2 separate regions of the Homo sapiens genome follow, and region 1 is linked to region 2. A link is an interaction called in ENCODE POLR2A ChIA-PET data of the cell type or tissue named here. Cell type or tissue: MCF 10A. All regions are shown on one strand.

Evidence for each region. ChIA-PET counts read pairs that join two places held together with the same protein. Peaks named below come from ENCODE experiments on the same cell type or tissue, not always from the same donor. Only the 100,000 strongest peaks of a DNase experiment are listed, where the experiment ranks them.
Region 1: POLR2A ChIA-PET joins it to region 2 with 58 read pairs; 23 of 35 experiments call an interaction of 5 or more read pairs at or near these places.

What each region holds. Positions count from the first base shown.
Region 1 is chr6:26,027,956-26,035,955 of GRCh38, reverse strand. H3C2 (H3 clustered histone 2) reads left to right here and starts at 3,857. Exons shown (of 1, transcript NM_003537.4): 1 at 3,857-4,367. The coding sequence starts at 3,896. The coding sequence ends at 4,306. H2AC4 (H2A clustered histone 4) reads left to right here and starts at 2,338. Exons shown (of 1, transcript NM_003513.3): 1 at 2,338-2,864. The coding sequence starts at 2,388. The coding sequence ends at 2,780. RefSeq lists enhancers at 1,421-1,480, 1,811-1,860, 1,901-1,960, 2,264-2,893, 3,831-3,950 and 3 more and a silencer at 2,381-2,480. In MCF 10A, CTCF peaks have their summits at 3,792 and 4,009; DNase peaks (open chromatin) are centred at 2,215 and 3,765.
Region 2 is chr6:27,804,390-27,812,389 of GRCh38, reverse strand. H2BC13 (H2B clustered histone 13) reads left to right here and starts at 4,461. Exons shown (of 1, transcript NM_003519.4): 1 at 4,461-4,911. The coding sequence starts at 4,484. The coding sequence ends at 4,864. H2AC13 (H2A clustered histone 13) reads right to left here and starts at 4,217. Exons shown (of 1, transcript NM_003509.3): 1 at 3,723-4,217. The coding sequence starts at 4,180. The coding sequence ends at 3,788. It overlaps H3C10 (H3 clustered histone 10), which reads right to left and starts at 2,339. Exons shown (of 1, transcript NM_003536.3): 1 at 1,854-2,339. The coding sequence starts at 2,316. The coding sequence ends at 1,906. It also overlaps the pseudogene H4C10P. RefSeq lists enhancers at 1,330-2,001, 2,096-2,385, 2,002-2,673, 3,357-3,955, 3,874-4,073 and 4 more. In MCF 10A, no CTCF peak of the experiment used is centred here; DNase peaks (open chromatin) are centred at 2,379, 3,729, 4,319 and 5,229.

The sequences.
Region 1 (8,000 bases), 1.8 Mb after region 2:
CTGACAGTTTCTCTGAATCAAATCCATAGTTCTGTGACAGCGTTGGCTTAGAAGCAGATTTTTTTTTTTTTTTTTTTTGAAATGGAGTTTCGCTCTTGCCCAGGCTGGAGTGCAGTGGCACGATCTCGGCTCACTGCAACCTCTGTCTCCAGGGTTCAAGCGATTCTCCTGCTTCAGCCTATGGAGTAGCTGGGATTACAGGCTCCCACAACCACGCCCAGCTAATTTTTTGTATTTTTAGTGAAGACTGGGGTTTCACCATGTTGGCCAGGCTGGTTACGAACTCCTGTTCTCAAGTGATCTGCCCGCCTTGGCCTCCCAAAGTGTTGGGATTACAGGCATCAGCCACCGTGCCCAGCCAGGAGCAGATTTTTTTACACTCATGTTTCTTTTTCCTTCTGTCATCCTGTTTCAGTATAAGCAGACCACAGATAGAAGTAGTAGATACCTCAGAAATTCCTGGAATAATTAATCCACGTTCATCTGTACTCCATCTGCTCCTATCTCATGGAATATAAAAGGAAAAACACCAAGATTTCCCTAGGCAATCTGTCTTGATTTTAGGTTCCTCAACAGGAGAGCCAGACAATGGCTGTAATAATATTGTCCCGGCCAAGGAAAAACTTCCCCTTTGCCCTCCCAAGGTTTATGGAAAATTACTGGCAAAACACAGATTAACTGGAGAAAAGGCATATATATTTATTTCATCACAATTTTACAGGAGATTTTAGAATTAAGACTGAAAGATACAGGGGAAATTGCCCATTTTTATGCTTAGGTTCAACAAGATAAACAGCTGTATAGGGTACGATCTAATGCTAACAGACTGAGTGGGGAAGCCCCGCAAGGCTTGTCTGTCAAGATTCTTCTTGACCTCTCAGTGCAGCATTTCTTCCTTCTGGTTATAGGACAAGACTCTCTTTTAGAATGGGGGGTCTTATGACCTACAGGCAAACAAGGTAGGTTAGAGTAATACTTTTAGGTTTTATGGCTGGTTCTAGGGAAAAGGAGTTCTGGTTTGTATGGCCTACCTTGAGGAGGAATTCTGGTTTCTATGGCTAGACTTTGGGGAGAATGGGACTTACAGACAGGAAGGCAGAAGGTGGTCAGTGAAACACTTTTATAATCATAATCCCATTTTGAGTATTTCTGTGTTATGGAATGTTTGTTCTCTCATTTCCTGAAAGATTCCAGAGACTCCTCATTCAGTGTTGTGAAAAAGTTCAGGAAATGCAACTCAAAAATGTGCCACTTTGTTACGCTGATTTCTTTGAACTGAGGGCACCTAGGAAACAGTAAATTCAAGGAAGGGCTTTCGCTGAACTCTAATCAAAAATTTGAAAATTAAAAAAAAATTCAAAAAGGAATTTAGTTGTTAAGATTCACTTCCCTGGGGAATCTCATCAACCAGAGAAGATTAACTGTATCACAGGAGAGGAGACTGGTGGTTAACACCATCTAAACAGACTTTGTCACAGCTGTCACCTATTCTTTGAAACACCCATTTATTTTTCTCCAAAATCATATACTCTCCCCTAAGTTGCCTACATCCCCCTTCTTTCTCCCTTATGAATCAAGAGAGCTTATAAGCTTCTACAGTTCACTGGGATTTGGGGTATTCGCTTTTCTTCCCTCCCACTCCCCCTCCCCTTTTTTTGTCTTTGAGACACAGTCTTCTGGCTCTGTCGCCCACGCTGGAGTGTGGTGGCTCTATGTGAACTCACTGCAACCTCCTCCTCTCGGGTTCAAGCGATCCTCCCACCTCAGCTTCTCGAGTAACTGGAACTACAGGCGTGCACTACCAAGCCCGGCTTTTTTTTTTCTTTTTCTCCCCCGTTTCTTTTTTGGTTATTTTACTGGAGACAGGGTTTCTCCATGTTGTCCACGCTGGTCTCGAACGCCTGACCCGCCGTCCTCGGCCTCCCAAAGTGCTGGTATTACGGGCATGAGCCACTGCGCCCGATTTGAAGGACCTCTTAAATATCTATTTAGAAATTGGTCGGAGTCCACTCCTTTCCAAAAACATGAGTCACAATCCGGGAAAAGCACGAGCGGCTGAAAGTCAAAATAACCAGAACAAAACCTCCACTCATGCTTAAAAAAGGTATTTTGACAAAATCCTAATTCGGCCAATTATTATTAGTATTCAAGTCGAAGGCTCGTCAAGCCAGACTGGGGATTGGGTCAAACATAAACCTTACACCAGACGGAAGGATTACATGCAAATGAAGGATGCAGATTCTGATTTCCCATTGGGTATTTGACATTAGCCAATGGGAGAATTCCTCACAGCCTACCTCCAGTCAGTATAAATACTTCTCTGCCTTGCGTTCTAATGTAGTTTCATTACATTTTCTTGTGGCGATTTTCCCTTATCAGAAGTAGTTATGTCTGGTCGCGGCAAACAAGGCGGTAAAGCTCGCGCCAAGGCTAAGACTCGGTCTTCTCGTGCAGGTTTGCAGTTTCCTGTGGGCCGAGTGCACCGCCTGCTCCGCAAAGGCAACTACTCCGAGCGCGTCGGGGCTGGCGCGCCGGTGTATCTCGCGGCGGTGCTTGAGTACCTGACCGCCGAGATCCTGGAGCTGGCGGGCAATGCGGCCCGCGACAACAAGAAGACCCGCATCATCCCGCGCCACCTGCAATTGGCCATCCGCAATGACGAGGAGCTTAATAAACTCTTGGGGCGTGTGACCATCGCGCAGGGTGGCGTTTTGCCTAATATTCAGGCGGTGCTGCTGCCTAAGAAAACTGAGAGCCATCATAAGGCCAAGGGAAAGTGAAGAGTTAACGCTTCATGCACTGCTGTTTTTCTGTCAGCAGACAAAATCAGCCTAACAGCAAAGGCTCTTTTCAGAGCCACCTACGACTTCCATTAAATGAGCTGTTGTGCTTTGGATTATGCCGCCCATAAAGATGTTTTTGAGGTGTTTTTAATGGCTTTGAGTGTGGCACTTTTAGTAATTTGTCCTGCAGAAATTAGATCCATAGAAACCTCAGGAATTCTAGGTATGTGGGAGAAGTGCCATGCAGCACAAAACATGTTTACAGGGGTGATTCGCGTTAAGTTTCACACACAGCAGTTACTACATTTTAGAGGAAGGAAATTATACCCATGAGTGCATTCCTAACTATCTTGAATGGAAGTGTTAAAACCCGCATGCCCCACACAAGTTTGAATATGTCATACCATTTGCTGTAGCAATTAATGGCATACACAATTGAGAGCACACACATTACCACTGAACATTTGAGTATGTATTTCCCAAAATGAGCTTTTTTCCAGTTTGGGGATGTTTTGCTTTGTTTTGGGGTGGAGTCTCCCTCTCGCCCAAGCTGCAGTGCAGCGGCGTGATAACAGCTCACTGTAACCTCGAACTCGGGCTCAAGCGATCCTCTTGACAGCCTTCTGAGTAGCTGGGATTACAGGCGAGAGCCGCCACGCCCGGCTAAGAGCATTTTTCTAATTGCCCACACTTCTTATGCGACACCCAGAAAAATACAATTTTAAATAAAGCGCATATGCAAATTTCCCTAATCGTCTCCAATATTCTCTGATTTCTTTTTTATATTTTAACTAGAAACAATTGGAGGTTTCCGCGTTGCTTTGTGTGGTTGTAAATTTTAAGACTTCAGGAAACTTTTCCAGTACAAGACTTGTCCACAGTGGATATAGCAGCTAAGGGGTTAACAAAATGACGTCAGAGTAGCTACGGTAATGGGCAGGAGCCTCTCTTAATCTGCAACCAGGCACAGAGATGGACCAATCCAAGAAGGGCGCGGGGATTTTTGAATTTTCTTGGGTCCAATAGTTGGTGGTCTGACTCTATAAAAGAAGAGTAGCTCTTTCCTTTCCTCCACAGACGTCTCTGCAGGCAAGCTTTTCTGTGGTTTTGCCATGGCTCGTACTAAACAGACAGCTCGGAAATCCACCGGCGGTAAAGCGCCACGCAAGCAGCTGGCTACCAAGGCTGCTCGCAAGAGCGCGCCGGCTACCGGCGGCGTGAAAAAGCCTCACCGTTACCGCCCGGGCACTGTGGCTCTGCGCGAGATCCGCCGCTACCAAAAGTCGACCGAGTTGCTGATTCGGAAGCTGCCGTTCCAGCGCCTGGTGCGAGAAATCGCCCAAGACTTCAAGACCGATCTTCGCTTCCAGAGCTCTGCGGTGATGGCGCTGCAGGAGGCTTGTGAGGCCTACTTGGTAGGGCTCTTTGAGGACACAAACCTTTGCGCCATCCATGCTAAGCGAGTGACTATTATGCCCAAAGACATCCAGCTCGCTCGCCGCATTCGCGGAGAAAGAGCGTAAATGTAAAGTCACTTTTTCATCAGTCTTAAAACCCAAAGGCTCTTTTCAGAGCCACCCACTTATTCCAACGAAAGTAGCTGTGATAATTTTTTGTTGTCTTAACAGAACAAATTTCTAAGGACCCCCCCGGAAAGCATTAGACTATGGTCTTAAAGTTGATTAACAGAAATAACGGTTTGGTCAGTCTTGCAGTGTAGGTTATTTCTGACCTTATTAAGGTGCTATTTGGAGAGAAGCTGTGTAAGTCCACTATCATTCAGGCCTCTAGCTTGCTATGATTAGCATTTGTTTAAACAACTTTGTAAGAGTAAGGGAAAAATCTGGTAAGTAGTTAACTGGCGCTTACTAGGCATTTTTGCAAAGCTTTGAAAAGATTAGAAAATTGTGTCTTGCGAGTTCCAGTGTCTTCCTCAAAATGCTTAGGAAGATTTTCTCAGCTCAATACATAGTCCCCTAGGTTTTCTCATATATTATATATATATATATATATATATATACTGTTAAATTCATTTGGCTGTTAACATTAACCTGAAATTTATTCTGGTGCAAAATGTGAGGCAGGGATCTAACTGGCTCTCATTTTATCCATAGCTAGCTACCCACTTTAAATCTGTCAGTCTGTCGACCAAGCATAATTTAATCCCTTATATATGAATTTTTATATGTGTGGCTTTGCTTGTAAATAGTCTATCTGGTTGCATTGCTTTGTCTCCTCTAGGACTATGCACCATGACATGCCACATTCTTTTTTTCAGTACTTCTTGCCTGTAGTTATTAAAATCTAGAATTTACAAGTTTTAACCATTTTCTTTCTGTTGATCTTGCTTTTCGGTTTTGGAGGTTGGGGATTGAGTACTGGAAGAAAATTTAGAGGGATGGGAATACTGTACGCAAACAAAAGTAATATTTACTTTAAAATTTTTATATTTTGTATTTTTTTATCATATAGCTTTTACATCACATTTTACAGACTAACTTTAGAACAACCACAGAATGTCCAACATTAAAACTACTAATTCCAAAGACCTTGCCTCACATTCTTTTTTACAATAAATATTTTTTACACCTAACATTCTTTCTTGGCCTACATCTAGAATGTAAACTGATGTACCATACTAAAATCGCCTGACCAACTGTCAACAACAACAAATCACACACACAAAAGATTAAATTTGAATTGCATCGTTTACTTAAATTCATTTGTGTTCCAGCTTTTAATAAGGCAGTTTTTGGTTTATAAAGTAATATTTGCATTTTAAAAATTATGAAAATGAATATGTCAGTTTGTTTTATGATTCGTTTTTCTTGACTCTTATACAAGCGACTCTAACTGGCATAGACATTTGTTATCCACAGACAGTATAGATATGTTAGAGATGCCAATGGACTTGGTCTATGCCAAGGTGACTACTCACAAGCTCTGGGCCCAGCTGAAGGTCAAGTATTTTTTTTCCAGTTATAGATGTGCTGGATCTGATGTATAGCGCTTGACTTTTTATATTTTCTTTATCTGTAGGAAACAAATGTGTTGGAGGTACTGGGTCTGACGAATAGCATAAAAGAATAAAGTTACATTACTGTCTGAGGATCAGATGGACAGGGGGTGGTAGCTCAGTCCAGCTATTTTCCACTCCCTCACTTACATTCTTTGCCCCCTCCTCAACAGAACAAGGATTCTGCTGTAACTCTTCATTGACAGTTGATATTTAAAAATTAACGAATGGATGAAATTCTCATTTGTGAAAGAAAATTTATTGAGCATTTTGTATTTGTGAGTAGTGCAAACATTTTAATATTATATTAAGAATCTATTGTTTTGTATTAGAGGAGTAATTAAGGAGAGATTGGAGACAAAAAGGGGGTGTTGTTTGCAGAATATACCATCCAAAAATAGACCACTGTGGGATCAGGATTCTTTTGAGCTAAAGGCACTTCAAAAACAGCATTCAAGAAGGGAATTCTTCTAAACTTTTCTTTCTGAAAACAGGAGATAAAAGTTCCAATGTGAAAAATGCTCTGCTTGTACCAGGTGAAAAGACATATTCTTCAGCCCAGAGGCATAGATGAGATAATTCTGCACAAACACAGCAGGGAGTCATAGCCGAGAGACTTCTATACACAAACAAACCTTGTTAAAATAATCATATATTCCTTTAATCTCCTCATATGGTTTACTTTCCCACAATTGCCTCTCTTTAACTTAATGTGAAAGCATTTAGCTTTTGCCATTTCTTTGGGGCTTCACTTTTTTATGAGGGTTCTCCTGTCCCATAAAATTTACATTAAATACATTTGTATGCTTTCATTCTGCTAATCTGTTTTATGGCAAATGAATTATCAGGTCCAGCTGGAGACCCTAACAGAGTAGAGGTAAAATTTTGCCTCCCTACAAGATAGAGATTGTGTGCATTAAATGTTGTTTGTTCCCAGTTGTTCAGTTTGTCAGGCCTCTGAGCCGAAGCTAAGCCATCATATCCCCTGTGAACTGCACGTATGCCTCTAGATGGCCTGAAGTAACTGAAGAAACACAAAAGAAGTGAAAATGCCCTGTTCCTGCCTTAACTGATGACATTACCTTGTGAAATTCCTTCTCCTGGCTCATCCTGACTCAAAAGCTCCCCCACTGAGCACCTTGTGACCCCCACCCCTGCCAGCCAGAGAACAACCCCCTTTGACTGTAATTTTCCACTATCTACCCAAATCTTATAAAACGGACCCACCCCATCTCCCTTCGCTGACTCTTTTCGGACTCAGCCCGCCTGCACCCAGGTAGAATAAACAGCCTTGTTGCTCACACAAACCCTGTTTGATGGTCTCTTCACACGGACGCGCCTGAAACAGTTTAACAGGGTTTTTCCTGCCCAGTCACAACAAAGTGATGTTATGCTGCAGGCTGAAGTTTACAGCTAATGCTGTTGAAGTCTAAAATCAGTTTTGGTTTGTTAGATTTGGGTGAGATGGCTAAGATTCTCAGAGAAAGAAGTCAAGTTTGGGGTGCATTTTTCAGACTTAAAAATTTAGCAGTAGCCCTTGCAGTTTTTCCAATAGAAGTGATTTAAGAATGTTTTCAGGAAATTTAAAACAACAGTGAGAAGCGTGTATGGAGAGTTGAACTACACTCCAGACTTGGCTATAGGAAAGCACGAATGCTGCTATTGTATTGCACCTTGGAAAAGAGAACAAAGGAATATTTTCGGACAATTTTAACATGTCACATATGAAAAGCTAAACGGAATCTGTCAACACCTTGTACGTTATTACAGGCTGTGATTTTAAAAAAACAATCCTTACTAATACATACATAGTTGCTGCTAGCAATATAGTGTTGGGAGTAAAAACACGAAAATGAGAGTTCAGGACAATATCCCAACTCTGAGCAGATTTTTTTAAGTAGTAACATCTAAAATTAAACCATATTATGTAATATTTATTTCTTTTCCACAGTCTCTTCTCATGCCTCGTTCACATTAGCTAATTAAAAGTCCCCTGAGTATCATCATAACCCGATTTACAGATGAAGGCACGGTTGCAATGAGCTATCACCCTCTTCTGAATGAGACAGTACAGTGTGAAGGATAGCAAAACTCCACTCCCATCCTCTTAGGGCTCTGGCTGGACCAGCAAATTAAATTAATGTAAAATGGATTAACAGGAGAAAGGTATATGCATTTATTTAACACAGGTTTTACGTGAC
Region 2 (8,000 bases):
CCCTTAAATAAATAATTCCTCATGTAATTATAACTGGAAATTTAACTGGGAGTATCTTGGCTGCATATCTCCAGGAGAGGATGCCCTACCCAGCCAGCAAGAGTATTGATTAGTACATACCAGGCAGTCTCTGTGTGAGCCCTTCCTGATTTATTACTAGCTCTTAGTTTCCCAGCACAGAAAGAAGGAATGCACTATTTACACACTCAACAATATCCATCGGTTTAGCAGTTGGGCCCCTAAGTGTCCTAGAGGCACTGCTTCCCTCCAAAATAGTGTATCTTCCTTTCCAGAAGAAAGCTAATTTCTGAGAGGGGAAAAACTCTATTTTGTTTTGCTTACGGTGTTGATTCCAATTAAAAGTATTAAAGCATTATTTTAATTTGTAAAATATTAATCATAAATTATTTATCTTTCTAAATTCCATATATGTGGAAATAATGAAATCATGAACCCACACACAAGAAAATGAGGATGAGCAGATTGTGAATGTTGCAGTAGTGATCTTGATATCAAATTTCCAAAAAAGTGTATTAAGAATGTAACCAATTCTAATAACTGAAGATACATAAATAGCCAACTGAAACAAGATAGAGAATTAAAACTGCTTTTTAAAACTCAGTGTAAAAATACTATGATCTTTCCACTTACATCCTTCACAGGTTAAGCTAAGGAGAGACAGAGATGATAACACACATACACAAGCCAATTTGCCAGGGAAAATCTTGAATACTTATAAGAATGCTAGAGAGCTCACAGAAGAAGTTATAGAAATCTAGCATTCTGAATACAAGAATGGATGAGGTAAGGGCTTTCCTGGCCCACAAGAAGCTGATTTGAGCATATCTACCAAGCTGATGTATTTCTTTCATTTGAGATTTTCCATGTGGGTATGTCTCCTTACTATTATATACCCATGCATTCATTCATTTATCCAACAAATACTGATCAAAAGCTCCTACGTTACTGGAGATATGCGAGTAAACAAAAGTTCCTCCTCTCATGAGCCTGTATTTTAGAACACACAAGCAATACATCAGCAAACTCTGGTACAGCATATAGTGACAAATTCTAGGGTGAAAAAAATAGGTGGGGATTATACAGATTTTATTTAGTCATACAAAGCCTCATTGAGAAAGTAACATTTAAGCAAAGACTCAAGTATTTTATCCTGTGCTCAAAAAAACTACCACAGGCTTACCTACAAGGCAGTCTTATTTTGAATACTCCTGACAGTTCAGAGTTTTAGCCACTGTCAGCAGAAGTCAGAGAAAACACTTTCTCTCCCACACGTATTTTTACATGGGGCTTCAAAGGGAATGTTCTCTGGCGGGCTTTCTCCAGAAGACTTTTAAACCTCAAACCATCTGTCATTAACTACATTTAAGTGGTTTAAGCAGGCCCAAAATCCGGCTTGAAAAAATTCAAAGAAAACTTAACACTGCTTAGGAACGGGGGGCGGGGAGAGAACGTTTCACTTTAGCCAGCATGAGCTACATTAACCTGAATTTTTCCAACTTCAGTACAACCTTAGTTTTATTTCTGGCGTGTTGGCAAGAAATATACACACACCACAGTACAGGTTAGCAGAAAATTAGAAGCACCATCCGGTCAAAACCGGGCTGCGGAGATGGGAGAGCAATACACGAAGGAACTTTTGGCTACACTCAATGCTTACGGAAAAATGCCGGACATTATTAGATGTTAAGACTCCCAAAATTAGCATTCAAAAAGGGATAGGCTGAGTCTTACGAAACAGATTGTATAACGTCTGGAAATGGGCCCTATCTACTACAGGCAAAACAAGTACCAGGAAGAATTCCTGAGAGAAACAGATCTTTTCAGCGCGCATGTGGGTGGCTCTGAAAAGAGCCTTTGGGTATGTAATCAGTGAGTCCTTGAGACTCAAGCCCTCTCGCCGCGGATACGACGTGCGAGCTGGATGTCCTTGGGCATGATAGTCACCCGCTTGGCGTGGATGGCGCACAGGTTGGTGTCCTCAAAGAGCCCCACCAGGTAGGCCTCGCATGCCTCTTGCAGCGCCATCACCGCGGAGCTCTGGAAGCGCAAGTCGGTCTTGAAGTCCTGCGCGATCTCACGCACCAGACGCTGAAAAGGCAGCTTTCTGATCAGCAGCTCGGTGGACTTCTGGTAGCGGCGAATCTCGCGGAGAGCCACTGTACCAGGCCGATAGCGATGGGGCTTCTTGACACCGCCGGTGGCCGGAGCGCTCTTCCGAGCCGCCTTGGTGGCCAGCTGCTTGCGCGGAGCCTTGCCGCCGGTGGACTTGCGAGCAGTCTGCTTCGTACGCGCCATGCCTTCAGAGCTAGATTCACTTCAGGAGAAAGAGAAAGCTAGCCGCTTATTTATAGTGAGAGTCTGAAGCTGATTGGACAAAAGTATGCTGAAGGCCTACCCAACAGTAACCGGATTGGCGAAGGACTCAAATTTTTGTTGTTCACCTATTCCTCTGACAGACTTAGCAGTTCATGGTCTCCATATTTTATTTTCTATTTTCGCTATACAGTTGTTCACTATACTAGCGATTTCCAGTGGAAATGAGAGCAATATAAGTAATTTACACTTATCTAGGAGAACATTGTAACAAAACAAGGAAAAATTAATTTTTAATATTTTGCTTAATCCAATATAGCCAACATATTTCAATGTTATCGAAATTAAAATTGTTAGGTATTTTACACTTTTTGGCACTGACTTTTCCAAATGCAATGTGTATTTTATATAAAATTCATGCTATGGAATTTCCAATGATCACTATCCACAATTGGCTAGTGGCTGCAATACTGGACAGGACAGCCTTATACACCTGTCCCCTCAATTTTCTATCTTTTGACCACTTAAATTTAAAAAACTTCTATTTTTATAACCAAGAAAAGCTGGTTCGCATGTGAGAAATTCAAGGCCAAAAAATGTCAAAGAAACAACTTTATGTGAACTTTTCACTTTTAGATTAAAGTAATTCCATTGCAGCTTATTTTTCCAATACTCTAGAAATGTAATTCATTTTCTTTTAAGAATCTATTCCATTCGTACATCCAGATCTGATTCAGATTAAAAACATCAAGTCAGATATTTTAAAAGTGGAATTTACCATGCTGAAACAAATTAAGTCATCTCTGTACTAAGAAATCAATTTGTGTGGCTGGGGGTGGGAAAGCTCGGGAAATTTTAATTTCAATGAATTTTCAGAAAATGCTTCAAAGAGAACTACCTGGCACCATAAGTAACTGTTCTAATTAGTCTAATAATTATTCTCAACTCAATCATTAATGTTCAAATGCAATTAATTATACAGATTCGAGAGATATTTCTCAGAAATGAAGAATCCAAGTCGTTGATCTAGATTTGGATTGAACGTCGAATGCCCGGTTTGTTATTTACCAAGACCCAGAAAACATCTGGCCCCAAAGCAGACATGTTTGCTTCAACAGACTAAAAGTAAAACCCGACGGTGAACCATACAGAATTCAACATACTTGGATAATGCCAGCTTAGGAAAAACTAAATTTTCTTCCACTAAGCTTAAGATGAAGGCGTGTTTAATACTTTTAATGTTATCCAGGCTTTTTATAAAGCTAACGAGATTGTCACTACCTAACCAAGACACCGAAGACTGATCTACGTAACCTTTGGAGTGGTTTAGAAGTAGGCAAAGACGAGAAATTACATTAAACATAGTGCTCAGTTCTTCCACAAAATTGTAGGTGGCTCTGAAAAGAGCCTTTGGTTCCTTTGGGATTGAGTTGCTGCAAACTAATCCAGGCTTCTACTTGCCCTTCGCCTTGTGGTGGCTCTCGGTCTTCTTGGGCAGTAGCACGGCCTGGATGTTGGGCAGGACGCCACCCTGTGCGATGGTGACTTTGCCCAGAAGCTTGTTGAGCTCCTCATCGTTGCGGATGGCCAGCTGGAGGTGACGCGGGATGATGCGAGTCTTCTTGTTGTCGCGGGCCGCGTTGCCAGCCAGCTCCAGGATCTCGGCGGTCAGGTACTCCAGCACCGCCGCCAGGTACACCGGCGCTCCAGCACCGACCCGCTCCGCATAGTTGCCTTTGCGGAGCAGGCGATGCACTCGGCCTACGGGAAACTGAAGCCCGGCCCGAGAAGAGCGGGTCTTGGCCTTGGCGCGAGCTTTGCCTCCCTGCTTGCCACGCCCAGACATGGCAAAAGGCCTATTATCTATACGGTCAAGAAAGACTGAAGTGAAACTAGAAAAACGTACATTTTATAGCCTCTACTGGGCGCGAAAAGGAAGCTGTGCGATTGGCTTACGTTTTATTTTTATTTAGACCAATAGGACTCGATTATGCAGGATACCTATTTTGATTGGGCAAAACTGGCATCTGTCGTCATCCACGGATAATTACCAATCAGCAGAGACCTTCCCACTACCTCGGCCGCATAAACTATTATATAAAAAGAGGAGACCGACTTCTTGTTTTGGTTTTGCCACTATTGTTTCATTATGCCCGAGCTGGCCAAGTCTGCTCCCGCCCCGAAGAAGGGCTCCAAGAAGGCGGTGACCAAGGCCCAGAAGAAGGATGGCAAGAAGCGCAAGCGCAGCCGCAAGGAGAGCTACTCCGTGTACGTGTACAAGGTGCTGAAGCAGGTCCACCCCGACACCGGCATCTCTTCTAAGGCCATGGGAATCATGAACTCCTTCGTCAACGACATCTTCGAGCGCATCGCAAGCGAGGCTTCCCGCCTGGCGCACTACAACAAGCGCTCGACCATCACCTCCAGGGAGATCCAGACCGCCGTGCGCCTGCTGCTTCCGGGGGAGCTGGCCAAGCACGCGGTGTCGGAGGGCACCAAGGCCGTCACCAAGTACACCAGCTCCAAGTAAATTCTCAAGCTCTTGTCCAACCCAAAGGCTCTTTTCAGAGCCACTCACTATTATCTAAAGAAGAGCTGGTTCGCTCTTCCTATCACTGGGGGGCGAGGGGTCATAAATCATTTTGATCTATCCACTAAATTAATCTAGCTCTTTGAAAGCCATTTAAGGTGAAATGTACATGAGGTACGTGCATATAGCTACCAACACCATAGAGGGTCCGACCTTTGCGCTTGAGGGCATAAACTAAGTCCTTAGCAGGGACTGCTTTGCGCTTTGCTCGTTCCGTGTAAGTCAGTCAAGCGCATCCGGGATCACGTTATCCGGAAATTCCTTGAGCATCCACGGGTTTCTAAAAAGATGAGACCAGAATGCGTTTGACACCGCCAGGCCAGGCTCCAGGTGGTGGGTCTGGTGATGTCTGGATGTTGCACAGCAACTTGCGGTGGCGCCCCCTTTACCCAATCCTTTCCCTCACTTGCGCAACCAGACATGATTTTAAGGCACGACAAAAGACCCGAGGTAAAAACCAAAAACAGCACTAGGAAAACAAGGCTGGCGTTTTTAATCTTTCCGACTAAACTGGAAACTAGAGGGGTGGGCGCGGTGGCTCATGCCTGTAATCCCAGCACTTTGGGAGGTGGAGGCGGGCGGATCCCTTGAGCCCAGGAGTTCGCAACCAGCCTGGGCAACATAGCAAAACCCCGTCTCTGCAAAAAGCACAAAAATTAGCCAGGAGTGGTGGCGCGCCCCTGTTGTCCCAGCTACTTAGGGGGCTGATGTAGGAGGATGGCTTGAGCCTGGTAGGCGGAGTTTACAGTGAGCTGAGATCGCACCACTGCACTCCAGCCTGGGTGATAAAGCCAGGCCTTGTCTCAAAAAAAAAAGTGGGAGATCAGTAAAAGTTAACACCTTGCCTTCTCCTAATTGTCAATGCCTGCTAGCAAAAGATGCCAGAGTAGATTTTTAAAAGTTTTTCTTGTTTTCACCCAAACCCAACTGTTTTTCGTATACTATTTACCATCCAATTTACTAACATTTATTAAGCATCTACTATTCACCATAGGCCAGTCATAGTATTCTGCTATAGGAATGGAAAATCCTGAATAAGCCTCCCAGACCTTAATTCTCAATCATTGCTGGTGGCCCCACAAATTGGTAGTGCTTTCATAAAGGAAAATTTGGTAATACCTGTCAAAATTTTAAAATGCACCTATCTTTACATCAGAAATTTCACCCCTAGGAATTTACTATTTTTGAAAATATGCAAAATAATATATGCAGGGGTTTCCAGCAGCACTGTTTGTAGTATAAGACTGAAGCAATTTGACTGATTAGCAATAAATTACAGTACATCATTCTATCTAGTAAAAAATAAGAAGGCTCTTTTTCATAATTATTTACTGCTTATCATGTGCCAGATAATGTCCTAAAAAGCTCTCTACATATGTTAAATCATTTAGCTTTCATAACAACTTTGTGAAAAATTACTATTTTTATACCTGTTTTACAGATCATAAAATGGGGGTTCAGAGAGCTCGAGTAAATTGCCTAAAGTGTGAAATTGTACAGTGGGAAAGTTGTCAATCAAAATGAAATCACTAATGTTAAGAAAATCCTGACACAGAGCCAAGAAAAGCCATAAAGAGAAAGTTCTCACGCTTGTATGCCTAATAACAAAAACTATCACAAAAGATGGTAAGAGCCACAACCATAAACACAGGCCATCAAAACCTTACACACACAAAAAATACTTCTACAAGACCATTTGTCCAACAACTGCCTTCCCAACCTTGGACTGGCATCGCCCTTGTTATTGTAACCCTCCTTATTTTTTTCTTTAAAAACCTTTGTCTTCCTTTACCTCCTTGAATACACATGTACTTTATAGCATATGGATTCCCATTACAATGCTTTATTCCCAAATAAATGTATTTGTCTTTAGAGAGCCTCTATGTTTGTTACTTAGGTTGGTAACAGGTAATGAGTAGTGAAAACATGATTCAAAACCAGAATCTGGTTTCAGAATCCCTATTTATAACCAGTGTATACTATACGGCTTCTCCAGGTGCTAATAATGGGATGATTTCCAAAATTTGCTGTCAAATGCAATAAAAGCAAGATACAGGATAATGTGCAGTAGAATTTTGTGTGTGTTTGTGTGTGTGTATAAATGTAAAATATTTTTGGAAGGATACTGGATAAATTGCTATCAGTGGTGGCCTCTGAGGAAAGAGAAAGTTGGATGTCCTACAGACAGGGATGGATGGAGGATCTTTTCATTGTAACTTCTTATGGTCTTTGAATTTTGAATCCTATGTGTGTATTGTCCATCCATAAAAAAAAATAGCGTAAAGAATCACTTCACTTGATTATCAGTAAAACACACATTATAAGATGATAAATGCTGCAGTAGAGATATGAATAAAAAGCCTAAGGAGCACAGAATAAATAATATTATGGGTGGGAGTGGGAAGAGTGCCAAATAGCATTCTGGGCAATAAGAAAATGGGTGTCACCTTCAAAAACGCAGAAATATTGTGGTGTGGCTAAAGTCAGGGGTAGGCAGAAGGGAGCACCCACGGGGCTGAGCAAGTAGTCTGTGACTATGCTACACCAGTGGCCTCCTTCTGTATCACGGCAGGCTTCTCAAAATGAGGACTTCAGGATAAAACAACTAGATATAATCTGAGAAGGACTTACTAAGTGAGATTCTGAAATATTTTACACATAATTCCAGATGCCAATTTAACACTATTTATTTAAATGTTACTTAAATAACATTTATTTAAATGAGCAGACTCTGAAGTTATTTGTTAATCTAGCAGTCATAGAGTTTTCTTTGTTGGTCAGACCATGTGGGAGAAAAAGCAAAAGAAAGTACTATTAGTCTCTTTTAGACTCTTACAAGTATTTGTCACCAGTTAAAAAGAGATATGTCAAATAGAGCATTGTTTTTTGTTTTGTTTTGTTTTTTTGAGACGGAGTCTCACTCTTGTTGCCCAGGCTGGAGTGCAATAGCGTGATCTGGGTTCATTGCAAGCTCCGCGGGGTTCAAGCAATTCTCCTGCCTCAGCCTCCTGAGTAGCTGTGATTACAGGCACGCCCCACCACGCCCGGCTAATTTTTGTACTTTTAGTAGAGACAG